Linked DNA regions of Homo sapiens: region 1 is linked to region 2. A link is a loop called in an ENCODE intact Hi-C map of the cell type or tissue named here. Cell type or tissue: mammary epithelial cell. All regions are shown on one strand. Links, peaks and the distances in the headings refer to the core of each region. The heading gives the core; the rest is flanking DNA.

Region 1 (10,676 bases), core at 852-8,851, 110 kb before region 2:
ACCACCCCTCCTCCCTTGATCCTGTCAACACCACCTGCCTACCTCCCTGGCCACACACCTTCCTGGTCTCCGCCTTTTTCTCCTCCCTTTGGCGTGCTCCACCACTTGCTGGGCTGTCTCCTCCCCTCCCAAGGTGTCAACTGCCACCCTTGAAGCAGGGATCTCCACTTGTTCCTGCCTCTCCTTTATACTGGCCTGCACACCCACTAACTCCCAACTGGCCCTCAGGAGGCCCACTCTCAACATGGCGAGAAGAGACTGCCCTCGCCCAGCTGTCCCCAGGAGGGCTGGCCAGGTGGCTGCCACCTGCATACTGAGGTCGGTGCCCAGCTTCCATTGGCTCACCATGAGCCCCATGTAAAGCTAGTTTACGCTCATGATTTCAGCTCTATTCTGTCTGCATATAACGTGGAAATCTCTTGAGCCCTAATCACTCTCTCAAACCTCAATCACAAACCTTAAAATACCTCCCTCCTGGAAATTTTGACTTCAATGCCTACGAATAAACTCGTCAAATGAGTTCACTCAGCAAATGCCAAGTCTTTCCATCACCCCTCTCTGTCCCCCTGCTCCCTGCCCCAACTAGTACAATGAGCTATGGTGCAGAAGGTGGAAGGTGGGAGTAGGGCAGGCTGAGCGGATCTGCCTGCTCTGGACCATGTGACCTTGAGCAAGTTACTTAACCATTCAGGGTCTCAGTTTCTTAATCTGTAAAATGGGCATAGTGATTGTATCTACATCCATGCAGAATGGATGCTGCCATGCAGAATCGACAAGCCCTCAGATGCTGCCTGGGGAAGAAACTCAGGAGAAGGACATGACCCAGAAGACAGGACATTTGAGGTGGAACAGAAAGATGAAGAGGGGAAAGGGCATCTCAGGCAGAGCCTCCAGCCTGCACAGAGAAAGGCCCAGGGAGGGAGGAGCCTGCAGGTGGGGCCAGGTACTGAGTTCAGGCTGCAGAGCATAGTGGGAGGGGCTTTGCAGGGCTTTCTGCAGGGGGCTGGCATAACTACTTCTGCCCTTTGGAAACATCACCCAGGTAGATGTGGAAGGGAGTCCAGGGATGGGACAGTAGGAAACGGTCGCAGACAACTGGGTGAGTAGCAGTGGAGGCCTGGGCCAGGGGCAGAGCAATAGGGATGGAAACATCTCTAAAATAAAGTGGACAGGACTTGGTGCCTTGGGGGCAGAATTAAAGTGGGAGGAGCCAAGGAGGAGGGTAAAGGGACCTAGAGATCGCTCAGGACTCATCTTGGATGTCAATTCCTCCAGGAAGCCCTCCCCAAGCACTCCCACCCACCACACTGTTGAGAGGCCTCTGCTCGAAGTTCCTGCCACCCCAGGGATTAAGGGATGACCTTCAGTGTACACTCCCGCTTCTCTCCCCAGTCCCTGGCCTTCACAAGGTAGGGGCCCAGTCTCCCTGCTCGGATCTCTCCTAGCCTCCACCCCAGCCCCCGAATCCTGCCTGCATGTCACCTGGCTGTCTGACCCCCACCCCAGGGCAGAGGCTGAGCCCCTCGTGCTCCCTGCTGGTTGTGGCCTCCTTGACCCACCCCTCCCCAGCACAGAGCCTAGTGGCATGGAGAGCTGTGGACTCTGACCCAGTGACCCCACTCTATTCCCAGTGGCCCTCTCACACAGGCAGGGCAATGGCCTCAGTGGCCTTCACGGGCTCCTTAGACCCAATCCTCCTCCCACCCCCACCAACATCCCCAGCACGGCTGACTGGTCCCATCTTCAGCAATTGGCAGGGTTGAGCTGTCACTTCCCAGGGGCTCCTGGCACACAGCATCTCTGGCTGACCTCATTCATGCTCATGTCGGCGTCTGCCTCCCCCACCAGGCAGATGGCAATTCCAGCCAGGGGGTCCTGTTCACTACTGTGTCCCAGGGTCGGGCCTGTGCCCTTACACAGACTAAGCGCTTGCTCCATAATGGTTTTCTGAGTGAAAGAATGAGATGGGGCAGAAAACCCAGGTCGACCATGCCTCCCATCAACCTGTTGGCCCTACAGTGGCAGAGCCGGCCCTAGGCCTCATCATTTGCCACCTGAGGCTGCTGCTTCCATCTCTAGAATGGTGTCCAGGGAGCCAGGACAGCAGCAGGACCCCCATACCTCATGCCTTCCACGTCTGGGGCCACCAGGCGGAGTCCTGCCCTGGGTGTCAGGATCTGCAGGCGGACAATTTCCTCACCTCTTGAGCTGCGGGCCAAAGGAGAGACCCAGTGGGTTGCAGGTGAGAAAAGTCTCCCCCTTCTTGGGCTGGTGAGTGCGGTGGGCCGCCCAGACCCACTGCCCCCTTTTGATGTGCTCTCATCTCCTCCTTGGCCTTGAGCCTTGTTGGTGCTGCAGCTGAGCTCGGGCCACTGACCTGTAGGCCCCTTCCCCGGTCTCCCACCCCTGACCTGAGCCCAGCCCTCCCTCAGGCACAGCAAGGGCCCTTCTGGGTAGAAATGAAACCTCCCAACCCGTGCTTCTACCAACCATTTGCAGGGGCAACCGCAGCCTGTGACCCCACCAGGGTATCCAAAGTGGCCATTTGTGAGGCCAGGGGTAGTTCTGCATTCATGGACTGGTGGGGACTGAGGGGTACGAGAGACTGAGAAAACCCACAGACCAAATATGGAATGAAAACCAGTGGGAGGGGATGTCGCAGACTCGGGGATGAGGACAAAGGGCCCCTTTGAGCTTTCCTCTTGCCAGCCACGCTCAGAGCCCTCCCCCAGATGACCACAGGCCACCCCGGACACACATCCCTCCAAGTCTGATGCATTCTCTGGCCGTACTGCAAGGCATGACGCCCAGCAGGCTTGGCCATGGTGTGGCCAGGGCCAGAGAGAATATAGAGCTCCCAGGCTTTCTGGGGGTGGACCCTTCACCCCAAACCAGACCTCCTTAGGTCCATGGAGCAAAGCCTAATTCCAAGCCACATTGCAGTCACTCCTGCCTTTGTCCCTGGGCCCTGGAAGTGCAGACAAGCCTGAGCCCCAGGCCTGCCCTGGTGAAGCTCTGGGCCCAGCAGGGTCAGGCAGGGGCAGAGAGGCATGGAAACTGACCTTGCTGTGCTGCAGGGCCCAGAACAGGTTTAGCCATGGGAGCAGTGGACAAGCTTCATGGAGGCATAGCCCGACCCAGGCCAGCTGAAGGGAGATCGGGGGAGGAGGAGGAGGTAGAGGCTGGCAGGGGTCCTGAATGTACAGACTAGATCTGGTATGGCAAAGGGAAGATGCAGGATGGGCTTGAAGTGGAGGTGGGGGGTTTATAGGTTCAGACTGGCACTTTAAAGAGGCCACTCAGGGGTCCCAGGAGGGGTAGGGGATGGAGTGGCCAAGGTGAAAGCAAGGAATGAGCCATGGAGGGCTGGGTCAGCGGGCTGCTCATCTCTGTCCCTCCACTTCCACCCTGGCCAGGGCCTGGAGTGCTCAAAGTGACCAGAGGGAAATGGAAGGGCTACCAAGGACAAGGCCTCTCCCATCATGAAAGCCAGGAGGGGCCCTAGACACACAGACAGCTCTGACTTCTCCCCATCTCCTCTCGTGATAACGACGATGACATCGTTGTTGAGGATGATGTCATTTATGATGACAGTATAAAACCCCTGGCTGCCTCATTTAAATCAGGTGGTGCCAGGGAACAGGGATGTCACAGGCAAGCACAACATATTTTCTCACTGGCGTTTCTGGCTCTGTCACAGAGGAAATGGGAACAAAGTGTCACCCCAGCCTGCTCCAGTGACTGATGTCAGACTAGGGCAATGTGGGCAGACACAGAGGGAAGACGGCTGCGCGAAGACAGAGGCCGAGATGGGAGTGAGGCGGGCGCAAGCCAGGAAACACCAAGGATTGCAGGCAACAAAAGGTAAGAGAAAGGTATGGAACAGATTTTCCCCCAGAGCCTTTGGAGGGAGCATGGCCCTTCCGACACCTTGATCTCAGACTTCCAGCCTCCAGAATTGTGAGAGGATAAATGCGTGTGGTTTTAAGCCACTCAGTTTCTGGTACCTTGTTACAGCAGCTCCAGTAAACTAATACAAGGGTCTCTCCTCCCCCACAACCCGCTACCCCACCATCTCCCCAGACTCTCAACCACAGACAGCTCCAGTCCAAGCTGAAGTCCAGGACCACGCTGGAAGGCTGCACACCCTTGGAAGGCACCCAAGGAAGAGAGGCAGGCATCTGCTGAAGCCTGAAGCCCAAAACTGATCACAGCCACCTGTGGGAATGCGACCAACTGTGGCCTGTGCCAAACAGTGTGTGACTCATTCTGCCAAAGAGCGAGGAGGCGGGGATGTGGGGCGAGGGGATACCTCCTTTTCACTGCCTTTGGCCACATTTCCCTCAAATGCCAGCAGGTGGAGATATTGATCTCTTCCTGTATTTGAATAAGGGCCCTGCAGCTCAGCACGCCTATGACTGGGAGCCCCCGAGGATACCAGCACCCAGGCACTGTGGTAAGTACTTCAGGTGCACGATCTCATTTAGCATTTGGGACAGCCTTGGGAAGTAGCTATTACTGCTCTCCCTATTTTATCCACGGGGAAACTGATGCATGGAGAGATGAAGAGACTTGCTCAAGGTCACACAGTCAGTCTGATGCAAAGCCAGGGTTTTGTCCTGTGCCAGAAGCTGTGCTCCTACTCCCTGCTCCCCAGACGCTCTGCCAGGCAGCATGCTGGGCAGAGCCTAGGACCGGGACCCAGGAGGCCATGCCCTGGTCAGGTGAGGCAAGCTTGACCAGTGCTTCGGGTAAAGCAGCCAGGCCTGGGGGCCGAGAAGGGGTGCATGTGTAGAACCAGTTTCTCCAAGAGAGGGTCCCTAAACTGGGTTCAGGTTGCAAGGGGGGCAAGAGTTATGAGGAGCTGACCTTTGCACTGTAGCTAAGGGAAACAGGGCAGGGCAGGGGGTGGGGAGAGGGTAGCCTCGATAGGTCTGTGCCTGGGGACAAGGCTGTGACATTCTCCTCTTCCACTCTGCCACAAACCAGCCTTTTCTGAAGTGCTGCAGGACCCTGAGTTTGATTGAGTCATTGTTCCTCACGGGCTGGGCTTCTCAGACACCAGGCAGATAGGAGCTGGGCCTGGGAGTACTGATGGTGGCTGCTTGGTCCAGTGCAGCACCTAACGTGGTAGGGTCAGAGAAGACGGCCCTCCAGGGTCAGGATCAGCCAGCAGCTTTCCTGGAAGCTGCCTGGGTGAGCTCCAAATATTGAGTGACCAGAATTGGAGGAAAGAACTATCAGAAGCATCAAGCTGAGCCTCCTGTTGGGAGCTTGCCCCGGACCCTGAATCTCTAGCCTTTATTTGTTATGGCAACCTGAGCAAACTTAAAAAGCCACCTTGCAATGACAACCATATGATGGGGATTAAACATCGAAAGGAATTTTGTGGAATAAATGTCAAAGTGCCTTTTAAATCTATAATACAGCACAATCTAATTCTCCTCCATTCTTTCTCTCTTTTTTTTCTTGTTTTAGAGACAGGGTCTTGCTCTGTCACCCAGGCTAGAGTGTAAGGGTGCGGTCACAGCTCATTGCAGCCTCAAACTCCTGGGCTCAGGCAGTCCTCCCACCTCAGCCTCCCAAGTAGCTGGGACTACAGGTGTACATCAATGCTCCCAACTAATTTTTAATTTTTATTTTTTATTTTTTTGTAGAGATGGGGTCTTGCTATGTTACCTAGGTTGGTCTCAAACTCCTGGCTTCAAGCCATCCTCCTGCCTTGGCCTCCCAAAGTGCTGGGATTACGGGCATGAGCCACCATGCCCAGCCTCCTATATTATCTTCTAAAAGGCACCTGAGGCCAAGCGCGGTGGCTCACGCCTGTAATCCCAGCACTTTGGGAGCCTGAGGTGGGCAGATCACAAGGTCAGCAGTTTGAGACCAGCCTGGCCAATATGGTGAAACCCGTCTCTACTAAAAATACAAAAATTAGCCGGGCGTGGTCGCGTGCACCTGTAATCCCAGCTACTCGGGAGGCTGAGGCAGAAGAATCGCTTGAACCCGGGAGGCGGAGGCTGCGGTGAGCCGAGATCACACCACTGTACTCGACAGAGCCTGGGCGACAGAGCGAGACTCCATCTCAAAAACAAACAAAACAAACAAACGAACAAACAGAAAGGCACCTGAAACCATTTATTGCCTTTCTTTAAAAGAGAAATAAGGAGAAATGAGAACTGTATACTGTTATGGGCTGACTTGTGCCACCCAAAATTCATATGTTGAGGTCTTAACTCCCCCATGACCTCAGAATGTTACTGCATTTGGAGATGGGGCCTTTAAAGAAGTGACTAAGTTAAAATACAGTTGTTAGGGTGGGCCCTAATCCAGTTGGACCAATGTCCTTATAAGAAGTGATTAGGGTCTGGGCGCGGTGGCTCATGCCTGCAATCCCAGCACTTTGGGAGGCTAAGGCAGGAGGATCATTTGAGTCCTAGAGTTCCAGACCAGCCTGGGCAACATGGTGAAACCCTGTCTCTACAAAAATTTAAAAAAAAAAAACTAGCTGGGTATGGTGGCCTGTGACTGTAGCCCCAGCTACTCAGGAGGCTAAGGCTGGAGGCTCTCTTGAGCCTGGAAGGTCGAGGCTGCAGTGAGTGGTGACTGTGCCACTGCACTCCAGCCTGGGCGACGGAGTGAGACTCTGTCTCAAAAAAACAGAAGTGATTAGGACGCAGGCACACACAGACAGGGATGAGCATATAAGGGCCCAGGGAGAAGATGGAGTCTACCAGCCAAGGAGAGAGACTCAAGAGGAACCAACCTTGCCGTCACCTTGATCTCACACTTCTAGCCTCCAGAAGTGGGAGATGATACGTTTCTGTGGTTTAAGCGCCCCAGGGTGTGGTACAATACTTTGTTGTGGCAGCCTTTGCCCCCATATCCCTCAATTGCCAAGTCCCCTAGATCAGGGGTCCCCAACCCCAGCCTGAGGATCAGTACCAGTCTGTGGTCTGCTGGGAATCAGGCTGCACAGTAGGAGGTAAGCTAGAGATCATTACTGCCTTAGCTCCGCCTCCTGTCAGATCAGCAGATTCTCATGAGAGCGCGAACCGTATTGTGAACTGCACATGTGAGAGATCTAGATTGTGCGCTCCTTATGAGAATCCGGTGCTTGATGATCTAAGGTGGAACAGTTTCATCCTGAAACCATCCCCTGCTCCGTCCCGTGGAAAAAGTGTCTTTCACGAAACCAATCCCTGGTGCCAAAAAGACTGGGGAGCTCTGCCCTAGATATTGCCTTGTAAAGAATTCTCAAATCTTCCTTTCCACATCTTCTATGGACCAAAGTTCTTATGGGGAGAGTCAGACAACCAGAGAAGATCAAGAGAGGGAGAGAGTGAAAAGGAGAAGCACCCTGGCAGTCTGCTGCCTGGGGCCATGGAGGGAGCTGGCCTCATGCTCCTGGCTCCCTCTGCCAGCATTTCTGTCTCCCTCCCAGACTGAGGAAGTAACCCTGAGGACAGTGGTCACCTGTCTATAAATGGCTGTGGAGCTCAAATTGGGGGATTGCTATGGTATTAGGAGAGCCTGAACAGCCCTTGGGGGCCTGGGAAGTGACCGGTAGGGACAGGCCCTCTCCCCTTCTGGATGCAGGGGTCTTCCAAGGGTGCTACAGAGATGCAGCTCTTAGGAGACCTAGATTTGAGCAAAGGTCTCAATCCAGGCAGGCACTTTAAACAGCAGCAACAGCAGGTGGTGGCTCTCCCTGCAGGACTTAGCACCATTCTGCACAAAGTACAAGAAGGTATTAGTTGTCCACAGACAAGAGAGCACCATTATCTGCCCAGATTCTCAGGGATCAGAAATCAAGACAAATCACGGCCCTTCCTGGAGTGAGATCACCAGTGCTCAGCCTGTCCTTGCCCCATCACCCCACTGCCAGACCCTCCCCAGCTGGCAGAACCAGCCAGCCAGGCTGGCGGGAAGCCATCACACCCACTCACAAGCCAGAGTCAGCTCTCGGCACCCACCTGAGCTCCTGGCTCCCAGCGGGGCTAGGCATACTTGGCAGGCACTCGATCCAAATTGCCCGAGACGCTTTGGTCCTGCCTCCATCCGCACTGGCAAAGAAGGTGGCTGTGAGAGGCTCTGGAGATGTCAGAGCCTCCTCCCTGGGCATGCTGAATGTGGCTAACTTATTGGAGTGCAAGGAGCAAGTCTGACAATGGCATGCTACTGCCATGGTGGCTGGCCCTCTCAAACCCCAAGGATGGTACTTTTTCTTGGGGTGTTCAAGTTGCCACCAGGCTCAGTGGTGCAAGGGTTAAGGTGACACAGATACGTACTCATCAGACCAGAGCCAGGTGCTCTCTCCCGGGGGGCTGGACTGTTTTGCTCCTTTCAGCCCTGGGACATCCAGCCAGATGGGCTCTTACTGATTTCTTTGTCCCGTCTTGTCACTGGGCACATGGGGACACTGATCTCGAAGCCCAGCATGGAGGTGCCCTGACTGAGGTTCCTCAGTGACTGAGTGGCAGGTATGGCAGCCACCAGCCCCAGGCAGAGATGAGCGCAATGGATTACCTGTTTGAGCCAGGAGTGGATCTTGCCAGAGCAGGTGGGTCCTGGCTCTTCTCAGAAGGCCCGTCCTCTTCCACCACCTCCACCCTTTGAGCAAGAAGAGAAACAGCGCTCGTGGTCTTCTTGGCTGCCCTAGAGCTTGGAGGCCTCAAAGAACATGCTTCCAGTGGCGTCTAACTGACCCAACCCTTCAGGATCACGGCCAAGAGGTGGCCCAGGCTGGGGGTTCAGTGACTCCAGCTCAGGATAAGGACAGCATACTGGGTTGAATAGTGTCCCCCCAAAATTCATGTCCCCTGGAACCTGTGACTGTAACCTTATTTGGAAATAGGGTCTTTGCAGATGTAATCAGGTAAGATGAGGTCATACTGGAGTAGGATGGGTCCTAAATCCAATGACCGCTGTCCTTGTAAGAAGAGGGAAATCTGGACACAGACACACAGAGAAGAGAAGGCCATGTGAAGACAGACGCACAGACTGGAGTGATGCAGGTACAAGCCGAGGAACACCAAGGATCACCAACCACCAGCAGAAGCCAGGAGAGTGGCCTGGGATGGTTTCTCCCTCAAAGCCTCCAGAAGGAACCCACCCTGCTAACACCTTGATCTAGACTTCTGGTCTCCAGAACCGGGAGAGAATCCCTTTCTGATGTTTTAAGCCACTCAGTTTTTGGTACTGCGTTACAGAAACCACAGGAACCAAATGCAGCCAGGAAGACCCCCCCACCGCCCCCCGTTCTCTGTCACTTCCTTTGTGCTGCCACCATCCCTGCTCTCTGTATTCCTGCCAACTTCCTGGTCTTCCAACACAGCAAGCTAGTCCCACCCCGGGCCTGTGCACTGGGGCCCTCTGCCTGGGGCAGTTGGCATGCTGTCTTCTCTTGGGTTTGCAGTCCCCAGCTAGCCACCTCAGCACAGAGAGAGGCCTTCCCTGTCCACTCAACTGGAAGTCCCTCAAATTCAAGTTTCCAGAAGTTTCTTTCTTGCTTTCCCCCGAATATTTTCCTCCTCCAGAAGGTGCCCTGTCTCAACTAATGGTGACACCCCTCCCTCATTCAGCTGGAGTATCCCGACGTTCTGATCATTCCCTGTTAAGCCCTGTTCACCCTTTAGGGCCCATCTCCAATGTCACAGTCACCTCCCAGGGGAAGTTCTCCTGATGGCCCAGGTTTTGATCCTGGATGAGAGCAGAAGGCAAGGCATCAGGCAAGCAACAGGGGCAGGGGAACAACTCCCAGAGGGCCTTGGAAATGCTCCACGTTGGGTCAGGGGCCCAGCCCCATTAGCCATTGGCAAATGGAAGAGCTTGACCACATATGCTACCACAGCCACCCAGGTGCTTGCCAGGCCTCCAGACAGAAGCCCCCAGCCCCTCACAACTCCCCCTGCTCAGGGACAGTAGTCCCCCACATCCACATCCCCTCTCCACAGCTCCCACACTACACCCCTGCTGACGGAAGGCCTTCCTGTGGCCAGTAACAGGCCTCCAAGGTGTCCCTTGATGACACTTACCTCTTCGCGATAAACGGTGCCTGTGTCTCCTGGGTAGGACTGCTGGAAAGGAAGCAGAAAGGCAATGCTTTGGGCAGAGCCCGTGGGCAGGTGACATCAAGACCGCTCTACCTCAGAGGGTCCTGGGCCCTCTCCATTCCCGGCACTTCACTGTCCCTGGTGGTAGCCGCCAGACCTCTCCATTTTCTAGAAAGTACATCTGAGAATCTGAGAAGGCTCAGCTAGGAAGGCCCTTGGGGGTGATCTCTCCACCCACCCTTTCATCAGCCAGAGAAGGCTGGAGCTCTGAGGAGAGGAGAGCTGTCCTAGAGCCTGGAGCCAGTTGGTGGCAACTCACCCAGTGCTCTTCTTGGCCGCTGACAGGACGTAGGAGTGCTCCCGGGGAGCTGTCCTCCTCAGAACACCGCTTGCAGCCTCTGACCTGGGGTGACACGGGATGGGGGAGCATCTGATGGGTGCCAAGCTGGACATGCTCTGCCAGCCTAGCCTGGGATGGACTCGGGGTGACTTAGGGCCACCCCAGGGAGGCAAGGGGTGAGAGAAACCAGATTTGCACCTGCTCCAAGGACTATTCAAAGGAAATGTAGAACCTGAAGGAAGGGCAGCCCATGTTTATGGAGCATGTGGCATGTGCCCGGCTCT
Region 2 (10,676 bases), core at 1,426-9,425:
CAGGAAACCAAACACCACTTGTTCTCACTCGTGAGTGGGAGCTGAACAGAGAGAACACGTAGTTACAGGGAAGGGGACAATATACATAGGGGCCTGTCGGTGGCAGTGGGGGTGGGGGTGTGGGGGGAGGGAGAACATCAGGATAAATAGCTAATGCATGTGGGGCTTAACACCTAGGTGATGGGTTGATAGGTGCAGCAAACCACCGTGGCACACGTTTACCTATGCAACCAGCACGTCCTGCACATGTATCCCGGAACTTAACTTAAAAAAAAAAAAACAGTTTCAGGGATAAGGAAAAAAAAGTTAATTAAAAAGAAGTTTTGAAATTGACAACATTGTATATATTTATGGTGTACAATATGATGTTTTGAAAGATGTATACATTGTTGAATGGCTAAATTAAGCTAATGGACTATCCTGGAGACATTCTTATCTCCTCCTGCTTAATATTCCCATAAATGAAATCTCTCAGGAATCTCTTGAGACAGGACGGAGAGTGGCAAGTAATAGGTTATCCCTGAGGATAAAAGCAAACATAAGGTCTTTGCCTGGCAGCCATTCTAACATAGGTGTGCAGTTATTCAGTGGAAGGATGGGGACAGAGAGGGAGCATGAGTCAGTGGGGCTGGACCGGAGAGCTGTAAAGGGATCAGGAAGATGGGGACGGAGAGGGAGCATGAGTCAGTGGGGCTGGACCAGAGAGCTGTAAAGGGATCAGGAAGATGGGGAAGGAGAGGGAGCTGGGCTCAGTTCATGTGGAGGCAGAAAAGAGTCCTGAAGGCGGGGGAGGATGTGGATGGAGAAGTAACTGAGGTCAGTTCACGTGGGGCTGGACCAAGAGATGAAGGGAAATTGCAGAGGATAGGGACAGAGAAGTAGAAAAGATCCGTGCATGGGGTGTCCCGGAGAGGTGCAGGGGAGCAGGGGTAGGGGGAAGGGAGTGAGAGGGAGCAGGGATCAGTTCATGTGAGGATGCAGCTGAGTTTTCATGGGAGTGTCAGTGGGTGGGTTTGTAGAGTTAGTGGCTTATTCATGTGGACAATAGAGTTGTGAGGGAGTGAGGGGAAATGACAGTTCATGTGGGGCTGGCCCAGGAAGCTGGAGGGGGATGAAGTGGCGATGCACACTTAGAGGGAGCAGATGTCAGTTCATGTAGGCTGTACCAAGAGATGCAGAAGGCTGAATGGGATGGCATGGGAGAGGCATTCGAGGCCAGCTCCTGTGCAGCTGCACTGGAGAGATGCAGAGCGTCAGAGAGGGAAAGGAAAAGCCACTGAGGACAGCTTATGTGTGGCTGTATCTGCAGAGGTAGCCGGAGTGTGGGGCAAGGGAAAGGAGAGGGAACGGAGCTTAGTTCACGTGTGGCTGGACCAGAGATGTATGGTGGGGAAGGGGAAGGAAAGGAGATGGAGCTGAGTTCATGTCATGGAGGGCTGGACCAGAGAGATGTAGGGAGAGTGACTGGGTAAGTTCTAAGGGGTGTGAAGGTGGCATATGATTGCATAAAGACATATACTATTGGAGAGGAGTGAAAAGACTGGGCCCTGCCTCCCATTTTGTTGTTAGGGAGGGAGAGGCAGGGTGAGTGGGTTCAAATACCGGTCATTTCAGAGCTGCAGGGGACAGGCAGGGAGACAGAGGTAGCAGGGGTCAGCCCTTGCGGGTGGACCAGAGAGATGGAGGAGTGGGGTGGGTTTGGAATGGAGAGGTAACAGAGGTCAGTTCATGTGGGACTGGACCAGAAGGACACTGGGGAGTGGGAGAAGATCAGAAGTAAAGGGACTGAGGTCAGTTCATGCAGCGTGGGACGGACCAATGTAGGGAGGTGGTGGGGAAGGGGCAGGAGAGAAAGCAGAGGGCAGTTCATGTGGGGCTGGACCAAAGAAATGTCGGTTGCGTGTAGGGATTGGGCTGGAGAGAGGGCAAAGATTCATTCATGTGCAGCTGCGGCAGAGGGCAGTAGTGCAATGGGGGGAGACAGGGCACAGGAGAGAGCAGAGAGCAGTTCATGCGGGGTTGGACTGGAGAGCTGCAGGAGGGTGGGGGTGGAATTTTGAACTAGAGAGGTCAGAGATTGCTTCATGTGAGGTTGAACTAAAAAGTTCAATCAGAGTTGGAGAAAAAGGGGAGGAAGAGGGAGCAGGGGTTCCTTCATGTGGGGCTGGACCAGAGGGATGCCAGAGGAGTTGAGGGGGATGGAAAAGTAGAGGGAGCAGAGATTAGTTCATGCAAAGATGGAGCAAACAGGTGCAAAGGCTTAGAGACATAGGGAGCAAGAGAGGTCATCTCACAATGGACTGGGTACTGGGAAGGAGATTGAGCCCAGAGTTAGTTCATGTGGGGCTGGACCAGAGAGGTAGAGGGGGATGGGGGGGATAAGGGGATGGGGATGGAGAGAGAGCAGAGGTCAGTTGATATGGGGTTGGACTAGAGAGATCTGGCGGGATGGTGGAGAGGGCTAGGGAATGCAGGCCAGTTCCCTGAGGATGGACCAGAGAGCCGGAGGGGAGGAAGGGTAGGGGGACGGAGAGGGAGAATAGTCAGTTTGTGTTTGGTCTTGTGGGCCTCCTTAATAACTTAGGGTTGTGCTAAATTTCCTTGAAAAACCTGTCCAGCAGATTCGTCTTTTCTTTGCTTCCAAGTGTTAGAACTACTGTGAACAGCAGAATTTGTTGGTAGACATGCTCAAGCCTGATATAACGAAATGATTTAAGAAAGGAGGTGGTTCAGTTTCTGTCTCTGTAAGACATGGAACAGCTGCTGGGACTGAGATTTTTTTAAGTTCTATGATGACCGGGAAGAGAAGAAAGAACACATTTTTTACCACTTTTCTTGTTTAACCACCTCTTTAGGAAGCCTAGGAGTTAGACTGTGAGGTTAGACCCAGGTGTCTCAGGGACCACGTGGCTCCCTACCATCCACTGGGGGAAATTTCCTTAAAGTTCAATCTGGCTTTTGAGAATGCTGACCTTTCAAATGCAACCTCAAGTGCCAGGATGTCTGACTGTCATTGGGCCAACCTCAAAACTTGATCTTAGAGCAGCTCTTCCCTTGAGGGACTCCTGCTGTCAAGGATAACTGTATTCCAGGGCTGCTCAACTTTATTTTATGTTTTTGTCACACCTTTGAATACTAGAATTTTGACAATATGCTAGAAGGAAGTAATACACTCAAAACAACAGTTTAACGAGAATTGCAACTTAGTCACTACTCTAGGCCAGTAGGCAGCCCACTATACACTTAGTCACCCTTCAGTTGGACTGGACCGGCTTGCTGTCCAGATGGTGTCAAGTTCCTGCACAGTGCAGAAGCTACCCCTTTTTGAGCTAGCTCCTCCATCACCATTAGTGAGAAGTATCTTACAGCAGGTTGCTCCTTTCTCCACTCCATGTCTCATGACCTGCTTAGTTCATCGTCCTACATGCTGGAAGCCGCTGGAATGGCCACATCTTCAGTTGTAGCAAAAATAGTGCCTCTGCATCAGCTGCAGCTGTGAAGCTGAGACATCATCCTTGTGTGCCATGCTCGGACATATCGGACCCATTTGCTGACCCAAATCTCTGTCAGTAGCCCTCCAAATTCTTATGTGGGTTTGTGGACCCATTTCAAAGAACATCGCCATCAGCACTTGCTGTATCTGGAGCTAAAGTTACCCTCATTTCTAGCTTTTCCCTGCAGCCTCCCAGTCATCTGGTCTTCCAAGCCTCTCCTTAACCACCACCGTTTGCCTTTATCTTTCTGATGCAGTGGTTTAGAGGATTGATGTCATTTTCATTTTCTTTTTTGTCTTTGCCTTATATGTCACCCAGACTTTCCCTACAGTATTCACACTCATCCACCCCTTTCTTTTTCATTTCTGAAGCCACCACCTCAACTCAAATTCAGATTGCTGAAATGTCCTCCTAGCTGATTTCCCTGTCCTGTCTTTTCCCAAGACAATCTGCAGTACTGTCTTTGTCATGCCATTATTTTGCTCAGGGAAGAGACCTAGCCTTTTGATTCAGCCGCCCCTGGTTAAAATCCCAACTCTTCAACCCAGCAGCTGTGGTTTTGGGGGAAAGGATTCAACCCCCTCAAGCCTCAGTTTGCTCATCTAGAAAACAAAGGTGCAGAGAGGTCAAAGACAGCAAACAAAGGCTAGCGTAGAGCCTGATGCCTCTTTGCCACAGATGATGGCTGCTCATTAATTAGCCTGTTTTTCTTTTTCCCTCTGACTTGGACACCGTGTCCTTAATACATGTCTATGTGTGTTTCCCTTCATATAAAGTTAGTTGCTATATATATATGTACTCATGTCTCTGTCATTGTCCCTACTGAAATATTGTCCCCCCATCTTATCCCAAATCTGTGTTCTTCTCCTTGTGAAACTCCTCCTCAGAGCTCCCTCCTTCCAGAAAACTTGTTTTCAAATAGAGGACTGCGTCCCAGCTGGAATTCTGGAAGACAGCAGTCTTGCAGATATGTCCCTTGCCACTAGGTGGGGTGCCAGGACAGAGAGGTTCTGAGGCAGTGCCACTAAATTACCTTGAATTCAGCAGTGGTTTAAGCTGGATCTTCCTAGTGCCCCAAGAGGGCTGTGGTCTCATTTAGCCTTGGAGGGCTGTGGTCTCATCTAGCCTTGGGGTGTGATGGAGATAATGCCACAGTGGGGAGAATCCTGGTGGGGCTGTGGACCCCTTGGAAAAAGTCACCAGGTGTGGGCACTGATGGAATGACAGGTCATTTGAATGGATACCCTATTAAGTCTAGCTATAAGTGAACAAAATGATACATTTGCATTTTTGAGTGTGAGCGATCAAGATTGCTTACCTGCTACATGGGCTCATTGAGACTCCCTAACTACTTTGAACACTTCTCAACAGAAGAGAGCAGGGTGCCTTTGATGTCATCATAGCCGGGCTTTGTGCCTGGTACAATGCTCCATCCATCCATCATCAGGTTTATTAACTTACTAAGTTTGTTGATCCTATAGCAAGGATTTATTAACTCATTAAAAATGTCTAGCATTCTGTGGCTCTTTTTCTTCCTGACCATTATCCCTTGTTATGAGTTGAATTGTGACCTCTAAAATTCATATGTTGGTGTCTTAACTGCTAGGACGTCAGAAGGTGAACTTATTTGGGGGTAGGGTATTTGTGGAGGTAATCAAGTTAGAGTGAGTTTACAACAGTAGGCCTTAATCCAATACAACCAGTATTTCCTTATATCAAATAAATATATAAATAAATACTGGAAATATATACATATATGAATACTGGGAATATACATATATAAATAAACACTAGGAATATATAAATATTTCCAGTATTATAGTGCAAAATATATATATATTTACAGTATTTATTTCCTTATAAAAGGAGAAATTTGGACAGAGACACAGACACGTGTAGAGGGAAGATGATGTGAAGGGACACAGGGCAAAGACAGTCATCTTCATGCCAAGGAGAGAGGCCTGGAACACATCCTTTCTTCACAGCCCTCAGAAGGAGCTCACCCTGCTGACATCTTGATCTTTGACTTCCAGCCTCCAGAACTGCAAGACCATGTAGTTGTGTTGTTTAACTCCTCAGTCCATGGGTACTTTGTTACAGAAGCCACAGGAAGCTCATACATCCTCTCTTTTACTGAAGAACTTTCTCTGTTCCCCTAAGTGTCTCAACCAGAAGTGCACACAGTAATGTTGATGAAACAAAAGCTGAACTTGGAATCTATGCTGCAGAACTCATGACTTCATGGACACTGGATGTGGCCTCTCCTGAGAGATCCATGAGCCCCTGGGTGTGTGCAGCATTGCTACCAGAAAGCTTTCTTCTCAACTTGGAGACTGAACTTGAACATGCACGTGAGTCCATCTCCTTGCGAGATGTTGGATGTGGGGAAATATTTGTGCAATCCCTCATACAAATAGATCCAGAAGGTAAACCAATGATTAAAACTGAGTCAGCAAACCATGGGAACGATGAATAAGCAGAGGCAGGGTGACAGAGCCTCCGGATGTCGTTGGTGGTGGGATTTTCATGTCTAACCTACTATATGTAGTCTAAGAGACATGTTTTCAGGGTGAACGGGGCTATCTGAAAGACAGATGCCAACCTCGTAAGAGGCATCGTGGGGTAGCAGTAAAATGTCTCTAAAGCTGAATTTCTGGGGTTCCACCACTGGCTCTGCTCCTACTAGTGACTAGTGCAAAATGAGTGACCTGTAGCAAGTTACCCAAAGCCCCAGTACCTCGTTTGTTTCATCTGTCAAGAGTGAGGGTGGTATTAATATAATCTACTTCAAGGGCAGTTGTGAGGATTAAATAAGCTACATGACAGTCAATCAATACATATTTGTTGAATGAATACACTAAGAATTTGGCTGCAATCTTCAACTCTAGGGTTAAGGAGTTACATCATTAATCCAAGTGCTGCAATTGAGGAATATACCCTTAGAACAGGAGTTTCTAACCTGGGGCACTTGGATTTCAGGTGTCCATGAATCGCCTGGAGGAGAATTCCTGAAATTTCCTTAAATTCCCTGAAATAATGCACATGTGGCAATTTTCATCAGATTTGTTCAAAGAGTTCACGAGCCAAGATTCACACCCACTGCTCTAGATTTGGACATCATTCTGGGGGGCATGGAGAAAAATATGCAAACCCATAGCATTGTGCCATAGCTCTGTGTGTGTGTGTGTGTGTGTGTGTGTGTGTGTGTGTGTGTGTGTGTTTGGGGGTGGGGGCTGGTTTAGAGATCCTCTGTCCATACAGACATTGGCTGAGTTCAGCCTGCTTCCTGGCCCTTCGGGATTTTTTTCAGTGAGGCAGCTCTAGCATTATTTTTATGCCATGCCTGAGGGCATGAGGCTGCTGCTTCCTTGCTGCTCTGGGGCCTGGGGATCTCTATGACGCTTTCTCTGTCACTATCTAGACATCCCCTGCAATCAATCGCTCCTTGGAGCCTCTGGGATCTAGCAACTTCACCAGCTGTCTGGATTTCCCGCTCTCTCTCCTCCCTCTCCTCCAACTTTTCTTTAGCTTGAAGATCAATCTTCTGGAAGGAAAAATGCCAACAAAAGAGGATTTATTTTCTTCCAAGAAATTGCTCTCACACTTCCTTACACTGACTAAAAGGCATTTTACTTATCTGTCTTCAGCATTTTCTTAAAGCCTCAATTCATTTTCAGCTTTAGCTTTCCCCAGATTAATTATTCGTTAGGATCCACACCATTTCGTATGTGCTTTTTATCCATCACTAGATCTGTCCCCTCCTTCTATCTTTTGCATTTATTCATTTATTCATTTATCCACTCACTCAGCAAATACTTAGCACCTATTCCGATCCAGGCCTTGCAGAGAAAAAAAATAAAGTCCCTGGCCTCGTGGAATTTACATTTTAGTGAAGAAGACAGGAAACAAGCTCAAACAAATAAAGGGGGGTAAGGAGGCGGAAATGGATGGAGGGGGTGCTATTTTGGGGAGGGTGGTCAGGGAAGGCCTTGCCATGAAGCCCTGTAAGGATCTGGGAAAGAGTGCCCAGGCAGATGGAACAGCAAGTGCAAAGGCCCTGAAACAGCAACAGGCTTGGCACAAGTGAGGAACAGTGAAGAAGCATGTGTGGTGGCAGCAGGAGGCAGGCAGTGAGTCAGGCCTCACAAACCCCATAAGGTAAGGGTATGTTCTATGGGGGATGAGGAGTCATCACGGGGTTCTGAGCAGGAAAGAAACCCGAATAGCATTGCCACTGCACTCTCTTTCTCTCCAGTTTGGCCTACACGCTTTTGTTTTTTTCTTAATCTTTCTTGCTTAGAATTTTAACTGCCTATAATGCCCATCCGGACAATTGCTCAAGGCACCAGAGCTTCCTGCTATGGGTTCAGGCTCCCTAAAAGGCCCATATGGCTAGTGTGATGGTTAATTTTATGTGTCAACTGGACTGGGCCACGGAGTGCCCAGACATTTGGTCAGACGTCATTCCCGGTGTGTCTGTGAGGGTGTTTCTGGATGAGATTAGCATTTGAGTTAGGAGACTGGGTAAAGATTGCCACCCATTATGTGGGTGGGCCTCATCCAGGTAGTTAAAGGCCTGAATAGAAAAAAAAGGCCAACTCTCCCCCAAGTAAGAGAGAATCCCTCCTGCTTGAAGGCCTTCAAACTGGGACATTGGCTTTTTCCTGCCTTTGGACTCAAACTGCAGCATCGGCTTCTCTTGAGTCTTGAGCCTGCTGGGCTTTGGACTGGAACTATGTCATCAGCTCTCCTGGGTCTCAGGCCTTCGAACTCTGACTGGAACTACATTATCAGCTCTCCTGGATCTCCAGCTTGCCAACTCACCCTGCAGATCTGGAAACTTGCCAGCCTCCATAACAGTGTTAGTCAGTTCCTTATAACCAACTTGTATATATTTATATATAATATAGACATAGATTTATATTTATAATCTAAATATATATGTTTAAATATGTATATTTATATGTATTATGTTACTCCTTACAAATGTATCTATCTTTCCTATTGGCTGCTGCTCTGGAGAACCCTGATTAACACAGGCAGCAGAGGGCGATCTCTCACCAAACACTGGCTGTTTCCCACGTTCGTCCTGTTGGATAGTTGTTTTCTCTGAAGGGGTGAAAAATCTTCCTCATTCCTTTTTTTTCCAGACAAAAGAAGGTAATTTCAGAGAAAGAGAGAAGCATAAAGAGTTGTTGGCATATGTGATAGGAGAAGTTCAGCTCAGATCAGGCCTGAGACGACCTAGGCAATGCATTCTACATGAGGCAGACACCAAAGTTCTTCTGCTAGTGACTTCAGCCAACACAGCATACTCTTCCTGGAAATCAAAGACCACGTTATAACCAGCAGTACAAGCTAAAGGGCAAAATTTTCGAAGTGGAACTTCTCTAACAGAAAAAAACAACAACAACAGTGGAACAGTTGGAAAGAAGGAAGAAAACTGACAGTGACAGAATGGCTATGTTTCCATTACGCATAATCTTGCATTCACGCACACATAAGAATACAAATGCAAAACAACACAAAACAAAAAGCAGAATGATACAATGGACTTTGGGGACTTGGGGGGATGAGTGGGAGGGGGGTCAAGGGATAAAAGACAACAAATATGGTGCAGCGTATACTGCTTGGGTGATGGGTCCACCAGGTTCTCACAAATCTCCACTAAAGAACTTACTCATGTAACCAAATACCACCTGCACCCCAATAACTTATGGAAAAATAAAATTTAAAAAAAAAGAAATCTGTGTTTGCCCACGTATAATGAAGATATTTTCCTGTGTTTTCTTCTGTAAGTTTTATAGTTTTGTTTTCCATGTTTCGTGTCTATTTCATCTTAATTTTTTGGTGGGTGGCAAAATTTTCCTTCTGAACCCATATGGAGACTCATTTGTTCCAGCATCACTTATTGAATAGTTTACCTTTTCCCAACTGATTTATAAATATATAAAAATTCTGCCATAAAAAAAAATCCATATATGAAAAAAAAAGAACACAAATGCAGAGAACAAGATCAGGAAAGATGCATACCAAATTTTTAACAGTGATTTTCTCTGGAGAGGGGAAGGAGGTTGGACGTGGCTACAGTGAAGTGGATTTTTAAATTCTATTCTGGGTTTGAATTTGTCAGAACAAAATTGTATTCATATATAACATTTATACTTAAAACTGTTCTTAGATACAGCTTCACACATGCTAGGACACGCTAGGACGGCTATAATAAAAAAATAAGGAAAATAACAAGTGTTGGCAAGTATGTGGAATAACTGGAACCTGGATTTATTGCTGATGGGAATGTAAAATGGTGCAGCCACCTTGGGAAACAGTGTGGCAGTTCCTCAGACGGTTAAGCATAGAATTATGATATGACCTAGCAATCACACTTCAAGATATAGATGCAAAAGAATTGAAAACAGGGACTTGAAAAGATATTTATACACCAATGTTCATAGCAACATTATTCATTATAGCCAAAAGTAGAAACCCAAGTGCATCCCAACAGATGAGTGGATAAACAAGATATGGTCTAGCCATACAATGGAATATTATTGAGCCACGAAAAGGGATGAAACTCTCATACATGCTATAACGTGGATGTACTATTAAAAACTACGCTTCCTGATAAAAACCAGACACAGAGGACAAATATTATATGATTCCACTTATATGAGGTACCTAGAATAGGCCAATTTTAGAGACAGAAAGTAGAATAGAGGTCACTGGAGGCTCAGGTGAAGGGGAAAGAGGAGTTACTGTTGAATGGGCATGGAGTTTTTGTTGATAGTGACAATTTTGGGGTATAGATAGTGGTAAAAGTTACACAACATTGTAAATATATTTAATGCCACTGAATTAGCAACAAATTGTTACATTGAAAAAGATTGTGTTATATATATTTTACTACAATAAAAAACTGACAAAATACTTAAGAGAAAGGGGTGTTATACTATTATATCCAGTTGCACCCTTTCATAGAGGAGAGAACAGTGGATTCCAGGATCTAGAGAGGGGAAGCCTCAGTTTTATGGGTAGCGGGCTTGCATGAAGCAGCAAATGCTACAGAAGTTTCTCGCAGCTGGAATATAATGAGACATGAGAATCAGCTGTCATCAGGCTCACAGTAAACTTTGTGAGTGAATGGACTGGTTTTATCTTTGCTCATCATTGCAACCTTAGTTT

Evidence for each region. Hi-C counts contacts between places; a loop is a spot of excess contacts. Peaks named below come from ENCODE experiments on the same cell type or tissue, not always from the same donor. Only the 100,000 strongest peaks of a DNase experiment are listed, where the experiment ranks them.
Region 1: it touches region 2 in a loop (8-fold over the local background); 7 of 110 quality-filtered maps call a loop at or near these places.

The regions. Positions count from the first base shown.
Region 1 is chrX:152,920,107-152,930,782 of GRCh38, reverse strand. It overlaps ZNF185 (zinc finger protein 185 with LIM domain), which reads right to left. Exons shown (of 25, transcript NM_001395254.1): 9 at 10,372-10,455; 10 at 10,035-10,076; 11 at 8,527-8,610; 12 at 7,974-8,063; 13 at 2,122-2,208. LOC124905237 (a long non-coding RNA gene) reads left to right here and starts at 3,625. Exons shown (of 2, transcript XR_007068368.1): 1 at 3,625-3,864; 2 at 4,084-5,434. It overlaps LOC105373372 (a long non-coding RNA gene), which reads left to right. Exons shown (of 3, transcript XR_007068369.1): 3 at 1-528. In mammary epithelial cell, for the core only: a CTCF peak has its summit at 4,355 (motif pointing right); a DNase peak (open chromatin) is centred at 4,302.
Region 2 is chrX:152,815,158-152,825,833 of GRCh38, reverse strand. No RefSeq gene overlaps it. Among named protein-coding and RNA genes, the nearest start is that of CETN2, 10 kb to the left of the region's middle. RefSeq lists an enhancer at 5,441-6,640. In mammary epithelial cell, for the core only: CTCF peaks have their summits at 4,477 and 8,543 (motif pointing right); no DNase peak of the experiment used is centred there.